Regions from separate parts of the Homo sapiens genome. Here regions 1 and 2 are each linked to region 3. The links are chromatin contacts, found by Hi-C or POLR2A ChIA-PET in ENCODE. All regions are on one chromosome and are shown on one strand. The core of a region is the stretch at or near the end of the contact, and the rest is flanking DNA. Distances in the headings are between cores, read along the strand shown. Region 1 overlaps PLEKHM3 (pleckstrin homology domain containing M3). Region 2 overlaps PLEKHM3 (pleckstrin homology domain containing M3). Region 3 overlaps PLEKHM3 (pleckstrin homology domain containing M3).

What was found. Hi-C counts contacts between places; a loop is a spot of excess contacts on that map. ChIA-PET counts read pairs that join two places held with the same protein, here RNA polymerase II (POLR2A). Pooled maps may share reads with other maps.
Region 1: a map of HepG2 shows a loop between it and region 3 (3-fold over the local background). The contact joins two enhancer-like sites. A Hi-C loop is called at or near these places in 4 of 168 maps with a recorded cell type or tissue (Caco-2, HepG2, endothelial cell of hepatic sinusoid and 1 more), 3 of 37 single-sample maps with no recorded cell type and 2 of 50 pooled maps. POLR2A ChIA-PET finds 5 or more read pairs at or near these places in 3 of 52 experiments (H1, HCT116 and activated CD8-positive, alpha-beta memory T cell).
Region 2: a loop to region 3 is called in a map of HepG2, with 4 times the contacts of the local background. The contact joins two enhancer-like sites. A Hi-C loop is called at or near these places in 3 of 168 maps with a recorded cell type or tissue (HepG2, endothelial cell of hepatic sinusoid and lower leg skin), 3 of 37 single-sample maps with no recorded cell type and 2 of 50 pooled maps. POLR2A ChIA-PET finds 5 or more read pairs at or near these places in 1 of 52 experiments (activated CD8-positive, alpha-beta memory T cell).

Annotation. Positions count from the first base shown.
Region 1 is chr2:207,892,818-207,897,083 of GRCh38, forward strand. The region is part of intron 6 of PLEKHM3 (pleckstrin homology domain containing M3); the gene reads right to left. Among named protein-coding and RNA genes, the nearest start is that of FZD5, 130 kb to the left of the region's middle. Within about 2 kb of position 2,879, at least 4 of the 41 ENCODE cell types and tissues checked have a DNase peak (open chromatin) inside an H3K27ac peak, as active enhancers do.
Region 2 is chr2:207,867,986-207,872,059 of GRCh38, forward strand. The region is part of intron 6 of PLEKHM3 (pleckstrin homology domain containing M3); the gene reads right to left. Among named protein-coding and RNA genes, the nearest start is that of FZD5, 100 kb to the left of the region's middle. Within about 2 kb of position 2,091, at least 4 of the 41 ENCODE cell types and tissues checked have a DNase peak (open chromatin) inside an H3K27ac peak, as active enhancers do.
Region 3 is chr2:207,972,366-207,976,933 of GRCh38, forward strand. It overlaps PLEKHM3 (pleckstrin homology domain containing M3), which reads right to left. Exons shown (of 8, transcript NM_001080475.3): 3 at 4,286-4,568. Among named protein-coding and RNA genes, the nearest start is that of PLEKHM3, 51 kb to the right of the region's middle. Within about 2 kb of position 2,071, at least 2 of the 41 ENCODE cell types and tissues checked have a DNase peak (open chromatin) inside an H3K27ac peak, as active enhancers do.

The DNA of each region.
Region 1 (4,266 bases), core at 1,629-4,128, 79 kb before region 3:
AGTCGCCGAGTTCCAAATCCTTCCTTATCCCAAGGAGACAGACTGCCTGCCTCGCTATTCTAAGCTCAGGCGATGTGGCTTAAGCAAACTCATAGAAGGAATTCAAGCCTCAAGATCCATTTTCAGCTTCCCCCAGCTACCCATGTGCCTTTTTATCCTTACTCCATCTTGCCCAGACAAACGTGAAAGCCTGTGTAAAGACCACTGCATGTCTCACTTTGAAAGGACTTGAATACCCTCATGAACTAACTCCTGGCTCCAATCTTTGGTCTCATGGAGACAGAGAAAGCAGCAGCCAGTTGGAAAACAAAAAAAGCGTTGTTATCTCTATGTTAAATTAAACTCAGATTTACTTAATATCCCAGCCAACTTATGCCACAACTATTTTGGCCCTTTCTGCCACCCCAAAGCCTTTTGTGGCCAAAATGTACCATTGTGCTGCTGTTTGACACTGCGTGCCAGCAGGCCTCTGGGCCAAAGCCAAGGAACACCCTTCCTTCTTTGGGTTTTGGGGGAGCAGGGGAGGGCTGCTAATTCCTTTTGTGACCACTGACTAAAAGCTGAGTGGTCAACAATTTGTTAAATTATACACACACCTAAAATGTCAGCTGCATCAGAGATTTTTGCTATCTTTTGCGTGGCTGAAGGGAACCTTTAGGCTGATGGCAATTTTAGAAGTTGGGTTTTTTAACCATAAACTAGGGGATGGATGCTAGCAGAACTCCAGACATGCGGGATCCTGGGTAGCAAAGACTCATCTTTGACAAGTGTATATGTCAATAATTCAAACCAATGGAAGGGGATAGGAATTAAAATTAGTCACAGTTATAAATACACACACATATATATGCATGACAGAGAGAGAGAGAAAGAGAGAAGCTCTCTCTCAAAAGTCCTTTTTGGAATCAGGCCAGCTATAAATACAAAACCACACACTGACACAGGTCAGTCATAGCTACAGATACAGAGTGTGCTAACCTGAAAATTTTGAAAAACAAAACAAAAACAAAAAGCAAGGCCAGGTGCAGTGGCTCACACCTGTAATCCCAGCACTTTGGGAGGCCGAGGTGGGAGGATCACTTGAGCTCAGGAGTTCGAGACCAGCCTGCGAAACACAGCGAGACCTTGTCTCTACTAAAAATAAAAAAAATTAGCTGGGTGTGGTGGCGCACACCTGTAGTTTCAGCTACATGAGAGACTGAGGTGGGAGCACTGCTTGAGCCTGGGAAGTCGAGGCTGCAGTGAGCTGGGATCATGCACTACATTCCAGCCTGGGTGACAGAGAGAGTCCTGGTCTTAAAAATAAATAATCAAAAAAGCAAAAAGGAAATTCACAGCATCATAAATCCATATCTAATTAGGCTGCATTCCCTTTTGGACTGCAATATATTCTGTGGATTATCCAGTTCCTTTGTTCTAGCATCTTGCTGTTTTTGATGACTACAGGTCATTGGTGTAGACAGAATAAAATATTTTGACCACCGTGGCACCAGTTGAAACTGACCTGTAAATAATTTTAGGGGTTACAGCCTATCTGGGGGAAACTGGGCAGGAAGCTGGGCCTGACCAATATAGTCCCAATATCTACAGAGTCTTTCCAAGCACTGGGTTTTTTTGCCATGCATGGTGCTGGCACTCCAGGGCTAATGATGGGTGCATTTGCCCTTTTCTTTCCCCACCTTTGCCCTATTATTCCTGCCTTCCAACCAGTGGAAAGACATGGTAGAGTTTCAGAAATGGTGGTGGTTGGGGTGGGGGGGTGGGGTTTGTTTTGCTGCCAGGTGGATTTGATAGCAATTTGCCTCTAGAAATAGAGAATGTGAGTGCTGGGAGAAAACAGTCCAATTTAGTGGTTCAGAGTGTGTGCCCATTTCTCTAAAGAAGGGAGTCCTTCCACTGCAGAAGCAATCATGCAGCTGGCAGTATTCATTCTTCTTTCTTTTAATACGTTTGAAACATTTCACACAAAATTGAAAAAACATAACAAAACAGGATGTGTACTAGAACAGGACAGCTTGGGTTTGAATCCCAGCTCCTCCACTTTAGCTGGACGACTTTGTGCCAGTAAATCTCATTGGTGAAATGTGGATAATAATAGTACCTATTATTATAGGTCATTATATAGGGCTATTGTGTGGATTAAATGAGATAATCCACGTAGATTTAGGACAGGGTCTGGCCTAAAGTAAGCACTCAATAATAAAAGTGAGTAACATTTTTTGAGCATATACTAAAAGGGAGCTATTATTAATCTAATTATTTAGTACAACCTTCTCATTTTACAAAGAAAGATTTTAAGCAGCAGAGGTATTTTGTGACTTGCTAAAGGATAAACTGTTGCTGTCATCCTGGGTCGTGAGTTTTCTGGCCATCCCTCCCTCTCTCCTCTTGGCTAAGTGCTGTAAAATGAGAGTGAACCAGGCAGGCCCCTTGCCTTCAGTGAGACTGCACCATACCAAGTCAGGGATGGAGCAAACAGGCTGAGGATCCTGGCCCTGTCAGCATATCTGCCTGTCTGCCAGATGATCAGTCCCTGTCCCCAGCAGGCAGGAGGCAGAGAAAAGAGAAAAAGGTGAAACTCAAATCCGTAGTTTTATTACCCAAACTCAAATCCGTAGTTTTATTACCCGTGATTGCCTAGCCTACTTTCTCTCTGTGCCCTTGACCTGTGCTCTAGCCAAGAATCCTTTCACAGTCTCCTTCCCCTGATTTCCTTTGTTGTTCAGCTCTAAAGCTTCCCTTATGGTGCCCCATTCCCTTAATGTCCCTTATAGCCCAAGTTCTTAAATAGTTCCACCTCTTGGAAACCTCAGCTGCAATGGGCTCTCTGTTGTTAGCCCAAACACAAATGCCAACTCACAGTTCACCAGATAACCTGACTGGTGCTGCCCGTTTTAGGAGGAAACCCGCTAGGTGGCATATTACCTTCTGCATGTTCTTACTGGCCAACTTTTGTTTACTGGGCATTATTTTAACTGCCACTGAATTGTAAGGTATTAAGACAACAATTTGTCTTTAAGGAAAATATAAAATCAGTATATTTAACTTGTTTTAATAAGCTGTCCTTCAGATCATATTTGTCAAAATGCTTAAAGCTGTTATTTCCTGACAAAAAGTTGAAATAGTTGACCTTTGGCAAATGGAAATCCAGCCATTTGTCAGTTAGAACTGAAGGTGCTGAGCCTACACTCAGCGACCTGGCTCTCATTCCAGGTTCCTTGCTGCACCCAGAAGCCTGGATACTTCGTGCAAACTGGCTGGGAGCCCCCAGAAAGCAGATACACGCAGAAAGACTTCCACAATTTCATCACTTCTCGAGCTCTATAAAATCACAGAATGAGGGCCCTAGAGCTGGAAGGGGCTGTAAAGATTGTTTAATCCAATCCTCTCACTTCACGAATGAAGAAACTGGGATTCGAGAAGTAAAGTAATACAGTTTCCATCCAAATACATGCCTGTGGTCCTCTTCCTGGGAACTGATATAGTTGCAAGGCCATAGCCAGAATAAAAAGTGACCTAAATGGGCTGTACTGTATGAAATTGTCATCTAAAGATGCCATACATCTTTAACAGAGGTTAACAGGATGGAAAATAATCCCTACCCGGGTTAAGTTAAAAATCCATTTTTTAAAAAGAAAGAAACTCAGCTTTTACAAAGTGATGAGAAATGATAGGGATTGGAATATTTTCAGAGGTAAGCTGTGCCTCCACTTCTGACTAAGACTTAATGGAACAAATGCATTCAGGGAGATGCATGGAATTTAAACACAATTCAACATCAGTTAATTCTAAGAGTAAAGGCCCTTCGGTCCAGTTCCCTTCCACCTCAATGTTAAAGGAAGCTAGAAAGCCAATTACATTCACAGCAGGGCCTCTCCCCTACTGCAAGGGAAGAATGTACTGCAAATTCTATGTGTGCTTTACAAGCTAGTAAAACTATAATTGCAGGTGGGAAGGAACATGGCGTCTCTTTGTTTCTGCCAACATTTCAGTCTGGTAAGCTTCTCTCCGCAGCTGTAGAAAGAGTGTGGACTCCATGGTTTTCTTTAAGCACAAAAATGTGTACTCCAGGATTCTACAAAATTTACAGAAAGACTGCTTTTTGTTAAAATTGAAAAGACGTCTGTGCATAGCCCACCAAAAGGTCATGCATTCTTGCAAGAAACAAGTGGCAAGATTCAGAGGGTAGGTAGTACCACTCACTCAAGCGCAGGCCTAGGGAGAGTTCCTTGGCTCAAGAGGGTGGGGGCTCTCCAGGTGCAATTC
Region 2 (4,074 bases), core at 841-3,340, 100 kb before region 3:
GAAAATGACTATGGGTGAGACAAAGTCAAATGAGGCATCCTGGCCAACAAGTACACAACAGTGAGAAAAGTCAGACATTTGAACTCTGCTATGTCAACCCTAAACTGCTGTGACTTGCTAGAGTGACCACAGTCCTCAACAGGGCTCAGCGTGGGGAAAAGTCCTAGAAACAGTGTGCTCTGGCTAGAGTTGATGCAGGGGAATCTACTATCACTGAGATCAAGCCAGGACCAACTAGGACAAAATAAACTTCAAAATGACTTCCTTAACTGGTCAAAGCTTATTATTATTTTTTTTTTTTAAATCTAAACATGGTAGAGTTTTTGCTTCTCAGAAACTGGGGTATTTTCCAATGGATAGTGGTGGACTCATTAGGGAGTCTCCCAGAGGGGCTGGCCTTCGGGAGCTTTCCATACCCCATCATAACTCAGTTGTCTCTGGGTATTGGGAAGTAGTGGGGTAGAGTGGAAAAAGCAAGGCTGATCTGAGGACAAATTCTAGCTCATCTACTTTCCAGCTGTGAGACTTTGGCAAGCTACTTAACCTCTTTGAGTCTCAGTTTCCTTAACTGAAAAATTAGGACAGTATCCACTTTGCAGGGTTGAGAGAAGGATCAGATTTAATACATTGAAAGCATCGAATATAGTTTCTGACTTACAGCAAGGGATCAATAAATAATAGCTAATTAGCTTATCCCAATCTAAATAGAGATTTTCTATGATTTAGACTCATTCCTCCTTTTAAACACTTGAGATTTACATCAAGGGGAAGGAAAAAAGCTATGAAGGCCACATGTCATTTTTTTTTTAAAGGAAGACATCAAGTTGTTCATCTGTTTGGATGGGATCAGTAGAAATTAATGTAAAGCAGTCACATCCATTTCTTCTGATATTATCTGTTTGGATGGGATCAGTAGAAATTAATGTAAAGCAGTCACATCCATTTCTTCTGGTATTGCTGTAAATAAGAAAACAGGGCTTGTACAAGCATACGTAATTTTGCCAAGGCCAAAATGCTAGGGGGAAGACATTTAACATGCCTCAAACTTAATCTGAATCACTTACGTAAGATAACATCTTAGCAACACCTGGAAATTGTGTCTTACTCCTTTCCTACTTGTACTTAAATTAGTCATAGGCTAATATAACTTTATAACAACCCCTCAAAAAGTCAAAAGGACACTTCATCTTTAGCATTAGAAGGCTGGTAGTTTTTAGTTAAACCAGGCGGTCATTTGGTAATATGACTAGTGATAGTGAAACAGACCTGAGATGAGGTTTAGTTATCTCTATTTATTCCCTCAAAGGGCATGTCTACGTGAACAAAATCATGACAGTGTAATTAGAAGGAAACGTGTAGCTCTTCCCCCATTTCCTTGCTTCCCTGCACTCAACCTCCTTTCCCTTTCTCCATATACCAAATTGCCCTATCTCCTTGAGAAAAGGCAGATGTCCAAAATAGGGTGAAAGTTTGTTTCTGTTTTCCATTAAACTTAATGTCTTGTACTAAGGAAGGTACTAGTCTGATTTATTTACTTGGGGAGTGTGTATATATGACTATTTCAGAGGTGTTATACTAACTGGGTATTCAAAGAATACACATTTTCATTTGTAACAAAATTAGGTCACTTTATTGCCCTGTAACACAAAGACAAAATGTAGCATCAAGCTTGTATCGGCTTCCAGATTTTGCTATTTTTCCACCTTTGCAGTCTGTCTATAAATTCTTTTCACCATCATTTTAGGTACTTCTAGAACTCAAGGAACTGCCAAATATCACTTTCCACCATCCAGTCCCTGACAAATATGTCAAATATGCTTACCCTTCTTGTGTGAAAGAAGCCCATGAAATCTGCCTGGTTGAACTTCCAGCTCAGGGATACACACATTTTGCCTCCCTCTTCTATTCTGGTCAAGATGGTCAGCATTGGAATTTGAGGCCTATGGCTTTCTTGCAGACTAAGACAACAGACTTTATTTGATTTACTTTCTTGCAGACCAATCAAAAATTACAATTAAGTTAAAAAATAACCTAGTGCTGCCTTCCCCAAACCACAGTTTCAGAAACAGCTGCTTATTACTCATGTGTGGCACCAGGAAATTGCAGTGTCATGTTCAAGGTCTGCAGCCAATAGAGATCTGTGGGATTGGGAAAAGGGCACAAATGATTCTTTTATGTTGGTTACCTTCACTCCCTCAGCACCACCACAAAATTCAAAATTTATGGGGGGCGGAGAAGACAGAGAACTAGTAACCTGGGCAAGAAAAAAGAGAGGAAAAAGCTCTTTCTCATCAAATTTCCTTATGCATTGGCTAATTCCTTCCCTCTGATTTGTCAATTTACCTTCCATTTCAAAACAAGCTTCCTTAGCCATTGTGTAACATCTAGATTTGGAGCGACTGTCGGGAATGCTTTGGTGAAGAGGGCTGCTGCACTTGACAAACAACTCCGTCTCTGAAAGTCTAACCAAAAGACCCAATTCACAGTGAACGGTCACCTGCCACTCACTAGGAACAGGCTGGCTTGACGAAATGGAAGAATCAACATTGTCACACATTGTGAAATAATTTCCCATATAGTTCAGTTGCATTTGCCTGGCCAGACAACCATGAAAGGTTGCATTTTGTTTCTAGGGTCATTTCTCAGTTCATTTAATAGGTGGGTAGAGTGAAGTCTAGTGGCCTTGGCCAGGTGAGTTCATGGGAAGTTAGGAAAAAACAGCCTGTGGATTCTGCTCAAGCTTGAAAATCCTAACACACCTCACGAGACTATTCTGAATCCTCAATTTTAAATTTTACTTCTCTTACTCATCAATCCTTAAAAATAGAAAATGAAAAGTAAGCTGGATGTGGGGGCTGATGCCTGTAATCCCAGCACTTTCGGAGGCCAAGGTGGGAGGATCACTTGAGCCTAGGAGTTCCAGACCAGCCTGGCAATGAAGTGAGATCCCTATCTCTGTAAAAAATTAAAAAATTAGCCGATTGCAGTGGTATGCACCTGTAGTCCAAGCTACTTAGGAGGCTGAGGTGGGAGGATCCCTTGAGCCCAGGAATTTGAGGCTGCAGTGAACTACGAGCTATGATTGGGCCACTGTGCTCTAGCCTGGGTGACAGGGCGAGACCCCATCTCAAAATAAATAAATATCACCAAAGTATATGGGATATTCCTATTTCAAAAAGTTGTTCAAAACTCCATTTTCCCATAATTAACCTTTGAGCTCCTTATCATGGCTCAATGCTGGGATGTTTGTACATAAACATAGAAGTGTCTCTTTTCTAATTAGCTGCTCCTCACCCTCCCCAATCCATTATGGGACTACTCTAACAAGACTTAAATTTTGGCTAATCAAGCACTTTACTGAGGGTGGATTGTGATGCCACCAATTAGCTCTTATCTGATCCTCTCCCAAAGGTGATAATTTCTGCTTAGAGCTGGGAAACTATGTGATAGTTTAATCTGGTTTAATGCAATTGGGTAGATTTATGAGTGGCCACCATCACTCCTATCAAATTACATTTTGCTCTCTGCTGGAAACTAGGTCTTAGGGAATAAAAGATTTAAAAAATTTCAATTTCATTTTTCTCAGTGGCTAGAATGGCAAAGATGAAACCGAGAAGGCACATTTCTTATCCAGAAAAATATATGGGATGGGGTCTACTTCAGACAGCTTTTCTGCACTAAGTGCCTCAAGGGTTGTGGTTTAGTTAAACCACAACTCCATGGAACTTAATGAAGCATTTGCAAAGAGTAAGTACAAGAATGTGGTCCAAATATTCTGAGCTCAAAACAGGTTATATGATCTGATATAGGTACATGTGTTTTATTTATGAGGAAAATAAACTACAGTATTTTAAATTGAGACAATTCCAGAAAATTCTCATAGATGGTCAGCAGAATTGTGCTTCTCTGTTGAGTTAGTTACATGTTTGAAATAAATCTGATTTAGGTCTCTACTATTCCTTTTAGCCCGAGTTCTGACATTACTGACTCATTGAGCAGTAAATGAGGAAAAGTTCTAAGCAGACTTTTTAACTCACCTTCGTTACTTAATATATGAGAAAACTGAGCCCAGAG
Region 3 (4,568 bases), core at 821-3,320:
ATCATGAGGTCAGGAGTTCGAGACCAGCTTGACCAACATGGCAAAACCCCGTCTCTACTAAAAATACAAAAATTAGCCGGGCCTGGTGGCACACGCCTGTAATCCCAGCTACAAGGAAGGATGAGGCAAGAGAATCACTTGAACCCAGGAGGCGGAGGTTGCAGTGAGCCGAGATCATAACACTGCACTCCAGCCTGGGCAACAGGGCGAGACTCCGTCTCAAAAAAAAAAAAAAAAAAAGAAGACCACTATGGCTGGGGCTTCCTAAGCTCAGTGCAACCCTGGAGCTGCAGAAGAAGCCACGGAACAGTCACACATAATCAGATACAACTATCAAAAATCAAGTACACATTTAAGAAATATACCGTTATGTATCAGCATATATTTTTAAAACCATAACCTCAGGCATTTTTGCATAACCATGGTCCATTTTTTTCTGCAGGGCTGTTTAAATTTTAAAGAAGGATATAGAAAATTCTTCACTTACAGAAATAATTTAATGAAATAAGGCCAATTGCACTATTTTGTAGATTTAAAAGCCAACATTTGTGGCTCCCCTGAATAGCAAGTAAATGACATCATAACAAAGAGCTACTCCATACAATCTTCCACTTCTAAAGTTTATTCATCCAAACTATTTAAAGGGGGAAGAACTAAGTAGACATAAAAACTTATAAAGGGGCACACTAAAACCATGAAATACAGTGAATTAGCCTCTCCTTAAAATAATACGTAAAGCCAAAACTCATCAAAAACAATGTGCTGAAGTTTTTGGCATTTTGGAAGATCAACATGCTATGCCACCAGCTTTTTCACTGAAGGTGTGTTTTTATGAGGATGCAAAGTTAGAAGACATAGGTACAAAAGGAAGAAGCAGCTGGTTTAGATTAACTGTGTTTGTGAGAAACACAGATCAATTTTTAACGTTCCATCTGCTATAATAATCTCTGATATAATGAACAGTCTCCCAGGTAATTTAAAAAACATTCAGAAGTTTGCTTAACAGGTTTTGGCCTTTTTCTTTTGAGACTCTGCCCCCTACAGGAGATCAGGAAATAAAGTATTCTTACCTAGAAAACCAGAGTTCAGCCTGGCACAGGCGGTGGCTTACGCCTGTAATCCCAGCACTTTGGGAGGCTGAGGCAAGCGGATCACCTGAGGTCGGGAGTTTGAGACCAGCCTGACCAACATGGAGAAACCCTCATCTCTACTAAAAGTACAAAATTAGCCAGGCGTGGTGGCGCATGCCTGTAATCCCAGCTACTCAGGAGGCTGAGGCAGGAGAATCACTTGAACCCAGGAGGCGGAGGTTGCAGTGAGCCGAGATCATGCCATTGCACTCCAACCTGGGCAACGAGAGCGAAACTCCATCTCAAAAAAAAAGAAAAAAAAGAAAGAAAACCAGAGTTCAAGTGCTGGTATGAAAAACAACCTGGTAAACCACAAGTATCACAAAGCAACTGAATGCAGCACTTTCTGAGGGAAGAAAGGGCATATAAATGGAACAGCTTTTCTTTCTTTTCTTTTTTTTTGGAATGTGCCACACTATACAAAATAAGACTGACTTCTCCCTGTCCCAAATTAGAAACCTGTCTCTCTCTGCCCCGTTCGTTAAAACTCCGAACCAAAGCACAAAGTTAAAAGTCAAGCAGTGCAAATAAATTTTAGACTGCCTTCCTCCCCTGATTCCGTACTACTACCCTTACCCAACCTATCCTCCACAAGCCAAATTTCGTGAGCACAAAATTTAGACAGCAAAGGGAAGCATCCTATCATATGGAACCTAACTAAGGCAGCTGCCAGAAATTTCTATTCCTGCCCATTATATTATAATAATACGTTTCCTGTTCTTTTCTACTCAGCTTCCTTCTCCTTCTTTTGCTCACTTTTCTTTTTTTCCTGATTTCATTTCTCCAGCTGCCGGATGCGAATGAGCTTGCTGAATGGCACCTTCTTACCTACATTTCTCCTTCCTCTTGAGTGTCAGGAATGCTACGAATGCAGTGCAGAGCATGGGCAGTGCACACTCCATCAGAAGGCACACTTCTGAGAGGGAGGTGAATTAGGCAATACCTCTTGTGAAATACCTGAGGCTTTTCTTCCCTCTTTTACTAGAAAGTTTCTTGATTCAGCTACTCCAATCTCCACATCTTGAGAACTAAGCTGAGCTGTTCTTCCTTACTCCAATAACACAACAGATTTGCTGACCACGTCTGTAATCTAAAGCCACGGAAGTGTACCATAATTCCAGGATGTCCAGAGTAAGCACTTAGTAAATTATTATTGAATGTCTGAACTTAAAAATATATGTACTAGTATAAGACACTGAAATGTCAGTAATTTCTATTTTTTTAAAAAACTGCTAAAACTAGTATCTCATCATTTCAAAACCATTTTCCAAAAGTATCTGGGTGACTTAACACAGGTCTTTCATACCTACAGATACATATATATAAACTAGTAGAGCTTCTTTTTTTTTTTTTTGAGATGGAGTCTCACTCTGTCAACCAGGCTGGAGTGCAGTGGTGCAATCTCAGCTCACTGAAACCTCCGCCTCCCAGGTTCAAGCGATTCTCCTGCTCAGCCTCCCGAGTAGCTGGGATTACAGGCGCCCACCACCACACCCGGCTAATTTTGTATTTTTAGTAGAGACGGGGTTTCACCATATTGGCCAGGCTGGTCTCGAACTCCTGACCTTGTGATCCGCCCGCCTCGGCCTCCCAAAGTGCTGGGATTACAGGTGTGAGCCACCGCGCCCAGTCTAGTAGAGCTTCTTAACTGGCTCAGTGTTTCTGGTCTCTCTGATCCCACTCTGCAAGTTTCTGGTCCACAATCACTGAGGCCCTTGAGTCAAAGCAAGGATGATTCACTCAGTCCTCACTCTGGGTAATTTATTTTCCATAGAAAAGACTAGCATCATAACTAACCTAAGTTCAAAACGTGGGTTTTCAATGGCCACCTTTATTTGGCTTTTTTCAATGCAGGAGCAAGGACAAAATTTTAAATGTGGTTTTGGCTGGTGGTGAGCTTCTTGATGATTTTTAAACAACATGTTAAACCTAATAGACTTGAATTAAAACCTTCCAAATCAGATTTCCATTTAAAGCCATTCTCATGGTAAATTTAATGTCACAAACTGTGGGGTTTAATGGAAGGAAAATAATTTTATTTAGTTTATAACAGATATCTAGATCGGGTTCAGTGAGGTTTTAAAAGCTTTTTTTTTTTTTTTTTTTTTTTTTTGAGATGGAGTGTCGCTCTGTCGCCCAGGCTGGAGTACAGTGGTGCAGTCTCAATCTTGGCTCACTGCAACCTCTGCCTCCTGGGTTCAAGTGATTCTCCTGCCTCAGCCTCCTGAGTAGCTGGGATTACAAGCACCCACCACCAAGCCTGACGAATTTTTGCACTTTTAGTAGAGATGGGGTTTCACTATGTTGGCCAGGCTGGTCTTGAACTCCTGACCTCAAGTAATCCACCTGCCTTGGCCTCCCGAAGTGCTGGGATTTCAGGTGTGAGCCACTGCACCTGGCACAATTTTTTTTTTTTTTTTTGGTAATTTTACTGTTTCAGGAAAGGTGGAAAGAATGGGGAGTAGAGGAAAGATGAAGTAACAAGCTTTTACAAAATAAGATTGTTGACCTCAAACTCCACTTTGCATCTCATCCTTACATAGCAGTTCCAGAAGGCCTGGGCTTCCCCATGATGGGCATAAGCCCATAGTGACTCAGTGGTCATCTGCTGAATCATCATTTACTCCGCTTTTAGCCACCCCCACATTTTCTGTCAAGACTGATTTTCTAGATTTCACCTTAAGACGATTTGACAAGGTCAAGATCAATGACAGTTACTGACTGTGGCCATTTTCCTTGCCTAAGGAGTTTTAGTAGTCAGCTTTGGACTTGAATGTTTCTTATGAGACAATTTGTGACATCCATATTCACAGTGACCTTTATTCAAGAAAGCAGAGGGAATGGAATCACAGCCGACTCAGGAAACCTAAATTCTAGTCTGGTTAAGCTTTAGCCAAATCATTTTGATTCAACAGGATATATCATAGCTGCTTCTATTTACTTCAACAGCATGGGATAAAGATGGTTGTCCTTATGTTTTAATATAGTAATTTAATATAGGATGTTTTAATACAGTAAGCTTCTCGAGGAGAGATACTTTTTATAAACAGGAGATAGCTGTGACTAGCCTATTAAGGGGATTTTTAAAGTGAATTCCAATTGTGGGGTTCAGGATTGTTCTTTAATGAGCTATAGGCTGAAAATCTGCTTCATACCTGCACATTTGAAACTCTGAGCAGTGAGTCCTCGTTCCAAAGACAAAGTCGTCAAAATGCTCAGGAAGCTGGTAGTCACAGATTGGCGTTTGTTCTTCCTGAGTTCATGCCCACCCATTTGATCCTTGGGTTTGTTCCTCAGTGTGACTTGCAGGTTTTGCTCTGAACTCCTCGCCACATTGGCAGCTATCTTCAGAGCCTCCATCCATTCCTGAGCCCTCTGTCGGGTCTCAGCTCGGAGGCGAAGGACATCCTGGGGGAAAATGACTTGAAAGCAAGAGTC